Linked DNA regions of Homo sapiens: region 2 is linked to region 1. Evidence: read pairs that join two places in POLR2A ChIA-PET (ENCODE). Cell type or tissue: PC-3. All regions are shown on one strand. Links, peaks and the distances in the headings refer to the core of each region. The heading gives the core; the rest is flanking DNA. Region 1 has its middle 190 kb from the start of LINC01893. Region 2 holds the start of LOC339298 (a long non-coding RNA gene).

Evidence for each region. ChIA-PET counts read pairs that join two places held together with the same protein. Peaks named below come from ENCODE experiments on the same cell type or tissue, not always from the same donor. Only the 100,000 strongest peaks of a DNase experiment are listed, where the experiment ranks them.
Region 2: POLR2A ChIA-PET joins it to region 1 with 11 read pairs; 3 of 35 experiments call an interaction of 5 or more read pairs at or near these places.

Annotation. Positions count from the first base shown.
Region 1 is chr18:76,017,237-76,020,056 of GRCh38, reverse strand. No RefSeq gene overlaps it. Among named protein-coding and RNA genes, the nearest start is that of LINC01893, 190 kb to the left of the region's middle. In PC-3, for the core only: no CTCF peak of the experiment used is centred there; no DNase peak of the experiment used is centred there.
Region 2 is chr18:76,121,391-76,124,210 of GRCh38, reverse strand. It overlaps LOC339298 (a long non-coding RNA gene), which reads right to left and starts at 1,213. Exons shown (of 6, transcript NR_040034.1): 1 at 512-1,213; 2 at 208-267. In PC-3, for the core only: no CTCF peak of the experiment used is centred there; no DNase peak of the experiment used is centred there; H3K27me3 peaks cover 2,006 bases.

The DNA.
Region 1 (2,820 bases), core at 71-2,570:
TATTTTGATACATACACCATACAATATGTAATGATCAAATCAGGGTATTTAGAATATCTCTCACCTCAAACGTTGATTATTTCTTTGGGTTGGGAACATTTCAAATCTTCTCTCCTGGTTATTTTGAAATATATAATAAATTATTATTAACTCCAGTCCTTCTATTGTACTATCAAACACTAGAACTTATTCCTTCACTCTAACTGTAGGTTTGTACCCATTAATCAACCTCTCTTCATCCCTCCCTTCCCAGCCTTTGATAACTCTCATTCTGCTCTACCTTCATGGTGAGAACTTAGATGATTAAATTCATCTTTTCTAATACAGGCATTTAGAGCTATGCATTTCCCTCTAAGAAATACTTTAGCTTCATCTCACAAATTTTGATCTACTTTTTTTCCTTATTGCTTAGTTTGAAGGATTTTTAAATTTACTGTAGAGTTTTTTCTTTGTTCCAATGGTTAATTAGAAGTATATTTATTATTTTTTCATAATTTTTGAATTTTCTAGATTTCTCATTGTTATTAAACTATGGCTTGATTTTGTTTAAGTCAGAAATTATATTTTGCAGCGTTAAATATTTTGAATGTTACTAAGCTTATTTTTTGGCTCAGCATACATCTGTGCACCTGCACTTGAAAAGGATGCTTATTCTGAGTTGTTTGCAGGGGATTTGCATATGTCCGTTAGGTCAAGTTGATTGATAGTCATGTTTAGATTTGTAAATATCCTTTTAAGTTATTTTATATTGATCCTTCAGCTGCACAGAGAGAGAAATAATTAAATCTCTGCCCATGATTGTGGATATTTCAATTTTTTATTTAGTTCCATCAGTTCTTGCTTCATTAATTTTGATTTTGCTAATATATATATTGTTATACATTTGCAAACTATGTCTGACAAAGGACTAGAATATATGCAGAACAGTAAAAAACCCCATCCATCATAAAAACAAAAGTAATCCAATTGGAAATGGGCAAAAGCCATGAAGTGGCATTTCATGTTTTAGGATATACGGATGCAAATAGACACATGAGAAGATGCTCAGTATCATCAGTTATCAGGAAGATGCAAGTTAAAACCACAATGAGATTTTATGGTAAACTCAACAAAATGGCTAAAATAAAAAATGGTGACACCAGGTGATGGTGAGGATGCAGAGAAACAGAGTCACTGACTTCTGGTGGGAATGTAAAATGTTACAGCCACTCTGAAATATAGTTTGGCAGTTGCTTGTAAAACTGAACATGCAATTACCATATGATCTAGCTATTGTACTCTCTGGCATCTATCCCACAGAAATGAAAGCTTATGTTAACATAAAAATACGTATGGGAATGTCTATAGTATCTTTATTTGTGGTGGTAAAAAACTGGAATTTGCCCTGATGGTCTTCAACAGGTGAATGCCTGAATAAACTGTTGTACATAAAATACTACTCTGCAATAAAGGGACTCGATTGTTAATATGGCTAGTCCTTTGTCAGATATAGTTTGCAAATATGTGATTATATATGTGTGTGTGTGTGTGTGTGTGTGTGTGTGTGTATAACTTGGATGAACCTCTAGGGATTTATGTTGAGTGAAAAAAGTCAATCCATAACAGTAACATATCCTATGATCCCATTTATAAAACATTTTTGTAATGTCAGCATTTTATAAGTGGAGGATATGTTGGGGAAGTAGGAGCTGGAAGAGGTTAGGTGGATGGAGTTACGAAAGAGCAAGATGGAGGCCCGTGTGGTCCTTGTGATTTGGACCTGATCAGTCTTGACAGAGATGGTGCATGGATGTCCTACACAGAACTTCATTCACACTCACAAATGGGTACAAGTGAAACTGTTACATTGTCAGTATCCTAGTTATGATATTATGCCATGACTTTGCAAAATGTTACCATTGGGAAGACTGGGTAAAATAGACAAATAATTTATTCGTAATATTTCTTAGAACTGCATGTGAATCTACAAGTATCTCAACAATTGTCAAGATATTATTAAATGTTAAAACAATTATTTTAAATATGTTTAAAATATATTGTCTCCACTATTATTTTATTAAATTATCTATTTTTTAAAAAATAAAAAGAGAGATAAGATTTACAAATCAGCTAAAATTAACAAAGAAGAGAAAATAATAAAAGTGCCTAACTCATTTTCCTAAGATGAATAAAAATATTGTTTTATGATTTTAGACAAACATGAGATGTTTGTCTATGATTGACTCCTATAATTAGTCAAATATTGGTTTAAATGTGTTCTTTAAAAACTTGAATATAAGCACTCGTAAATTAGTCTACCAGTAACAGATGTCTACTTCCCAAATCAATGCAGAATGTAATAGCCACCAGGTCTCTACAGAAAAATAAAGCCAAAACCAAACAAGAACCTAAGTATTAGATTGAAAACTAGAAGGAATTATAAAATGCAAATTCATAAAACGTGAGGATCAGAGTCAGATCAAATCTGAGAGTTTCTTTACGGGTTTAATGGTGCCCCTACACATGTTGAAATCCTAACCACCAGTACTTTAGAACGTGACCATATTTGGAAATAGGATCACTTCAGATGGTGTTAGTTAAATTAAAATGAGGTCAAACTGTAGTTGGATGGCTCCCTAATCCAACATGACTGATGCACTTCTATAAAGGGGCAGTTGAGAGACAGAGCATGCTACAGGGAGAACACACGTGAAAGTATAGGCAAGGACTGGGATGATCTTCCCACAAACCAAGAGACACCCAAGAGTGCTGGCAACTACCAGAAGCTGGGTGAGAGTCGTGGGGCGGATTCTCCCTTACAGCCTTTGGAAGGAACCCTCC
Region 2 (2,820 bases), core at 253-2,752, 100 kb before region 1:
CCATTGTGAGGTCTCCCATCATTTTCCCCCAGGAGCTATAAATTTATATCTCATCATTGGTCATATTATGCCCTATATCTCTATTTATTATTAGTGCATACTTTAGAGTGCTGGTGAGTATTGGCACATTTTATTATGCTGATAAACAATGTTGGACTGCTAGGTAAAATGTGTTGTCAACAGTGATTTCTCTCTTCTCGTTCATACCTTTTTCATTTTATTCTGGGCTTCTAGAGATGAGACTGAAGGATGGGTCTGATTCTTCTTCTGTGTTTTTCAAGTTGATGAGTTAGGAATAGAATGGAAGAGATTATTCATTATGCAGAAATACACAAAAATATTACAAAACACATTTCTCTTCAAATATTTAGAAAGCACATTAAATAGTCATTGACTCAAAGTAAGAAAATATTCTTCTCTAAAGACATAGAATTTGGACCCTTGGACTTTCAGAAGCAACAATTCCACAGTGAGTTCAACTGATCAGGGGTATAGTCCCCCAGGCACTTACCTAGGGTCCAGGAGACTGAGGGTCAGCAGAACCAGAAAAGCTCAGGTACTTTAGACGTCAATCACCCACAAAGGTTTAAGGCTCCCTCCACAGTCCAGTGAATTTCACAACCCTGAAGCAACTCGTGGGGGGAAATACAATGTAGCCACGTGAAGTTTCTGAATGTCCAGTTGAAGGGAATACTTAGTATCTTCAAGTTTTTAAATTAAACTGTTGGGTTTGCCTTGGTTCAGGTTTACCGTTTTCATTACATTTGTTGTACATGGTCAGATGATTGCCAAAGCATAATATGGCTTTCTAGGTTTTAGGGATAGTTTTCTGTTAGGATATTTGTAACGCTAGTCAATTTAGAGGCAGTCTCAACTTGAGAGGCAAAAGTGTGATACAATGTTATTTATGTATTTTAATGGCTTTTGCTCAAAGCATGACCTCGAATCTATCCTTCTAGCTGTGTAGGCTCCTGTAACACATCTCAGCCCAGTTTCATCATTTTCAGCCTCTTTAAGTTATGAAAACAATCTCATTTTGCTTTTTTGCTTCTCCTGCCTTTCTCAAAGTTCCTGCAAGTTAGATTTGCTTCTCGAGAAGTTTTGAGATGAGCAGGGCATGTGCGGGCCCCTCATCTCTCTCTCTCTCTCTCTCTCTCTCTCTGTCTTGTTTTCACCCCTCCAGTGTTGTATCAGTTGAATTCTGTTCTTCCAAGAGAGAAGTTGATGTCCTAACCCCTGTACCTGTGCATGTGACCTTATTTGGAAATAGAGTCTTTGTAGATGTAATAAAGCGAAGATGCGGTCGGTCGTTCGAGTGGACTCTAACACAATGTAGCCCATGTCCTCAGTAGAAGAGGAACATTTGGGTACAGACACACACAGGAAGGAGACAGCCATGTGGAGATGGAGGCAGGGATTGGAGTTACATCCTGAAAGCCAAGGAGCAGCAAAGACTGCTGGCGACACTGGATGTTCAGAGAAAGGCAGGGGGCAGCTTCTCTCCTCCAGCCTTCGAGGGAGCCGGGCCCTGCCGAATCCTTGATCTCATTTTCTGGCCTCCAAGACTGTGAGAGAACCACCTTCTTTTGTTTTAAGCCACCCAATTTGTGATACTTTGCTATGGCGGCCCTGTGAAACTAACACAAGCAGAGCGGAGAGAGGTTTCCCCAGAGCACACAGCCATGGTGAGAAGCTCATCTTTCTTAGGTCACCTTCACTTTTCCAGATCATGACTGATGGCTCACACAGGAGAGGAAAGTCCTCAAGAATCAGCTTACAAGGGATGCAACCGTAAGCCACTCCGTCGTCACAGGTGGTCTGCCCCGCGGCTCTGCTAGAGCCTCTGTGTCCCTGCTGGGATGGCCTTGCACCCATCTTCTGAGCAGGCGGCCTTCTTTTCCTCGTGGCGCATCTCTGGTGAGCTTGGATCTGGCCTCTGCAGCCTCTGCCCTGGGATTCTCCTTCTCTATCTTAGAAATGAGGATCACGAGGGTGGACTGCACCGTCCACGGCGAAGCACCCGCACACCCTCTCTTCCTGTGCCCTGCGGGAATGCCAGTGGTGAGCTTTGTGGCCAAACGTGGTCCCCGCAGGGAGGTGGAATGTGAGTCTCCCGTCTTACATGTGCCCCTAGGCTTCACCATAGACTCTTTGAAGTCCCCTCTTTCACTTTTTGGTGAGGCGATCCAAGTGAGTGTCCCCCTCCAGTTCTTTAAAGGAGAAAAATTGGGGAGGGAAAAGTCTCCCTTTTTAGCTCCTCCTCCCCAAAGCAGAGAGGCTTTATTTCCATATCTCCTGGTGGTCAGGCTGACTGGAACAGTTTGGGCCACTCGGCCCAGCAACAGAGATTTCCTGCCTGTACCAGGATGTAGTGGTTCATTTCCTGTATCAATTTAGAGCATGCCTTTAGATGAGATTAACCTTCAAATCAGTGAACTGTGGGTCAAGCAGATTGCCCTTCAAAGGGTGGTGGGCCTCATCTAATCAGCTGAAGGTCTAAATGGAACAAAAAGACTGGCCTCTCCGAGCAAGGGGGACTCCCCAGCAGATGGCTGGGTCCACCTGCACCGTCGCACTCCTGGGTCTCTGCCCACTGGCCCACTCTTCAGATGTGGAATTCAATAGTCTCCATAATTGCATAAAGCAATTCCTTATTTAGGATCAATAATAGGATCCTATATTGATCCTTGTTAGGATCAATGTATTATCCTATACACACACACACACACACACACACACACACACACACACACTACTATCAGTTCAGTTTTTCTGGAGAACCACGACTAACACACAGGGCTTTCTTTGAAGTCACCTAGT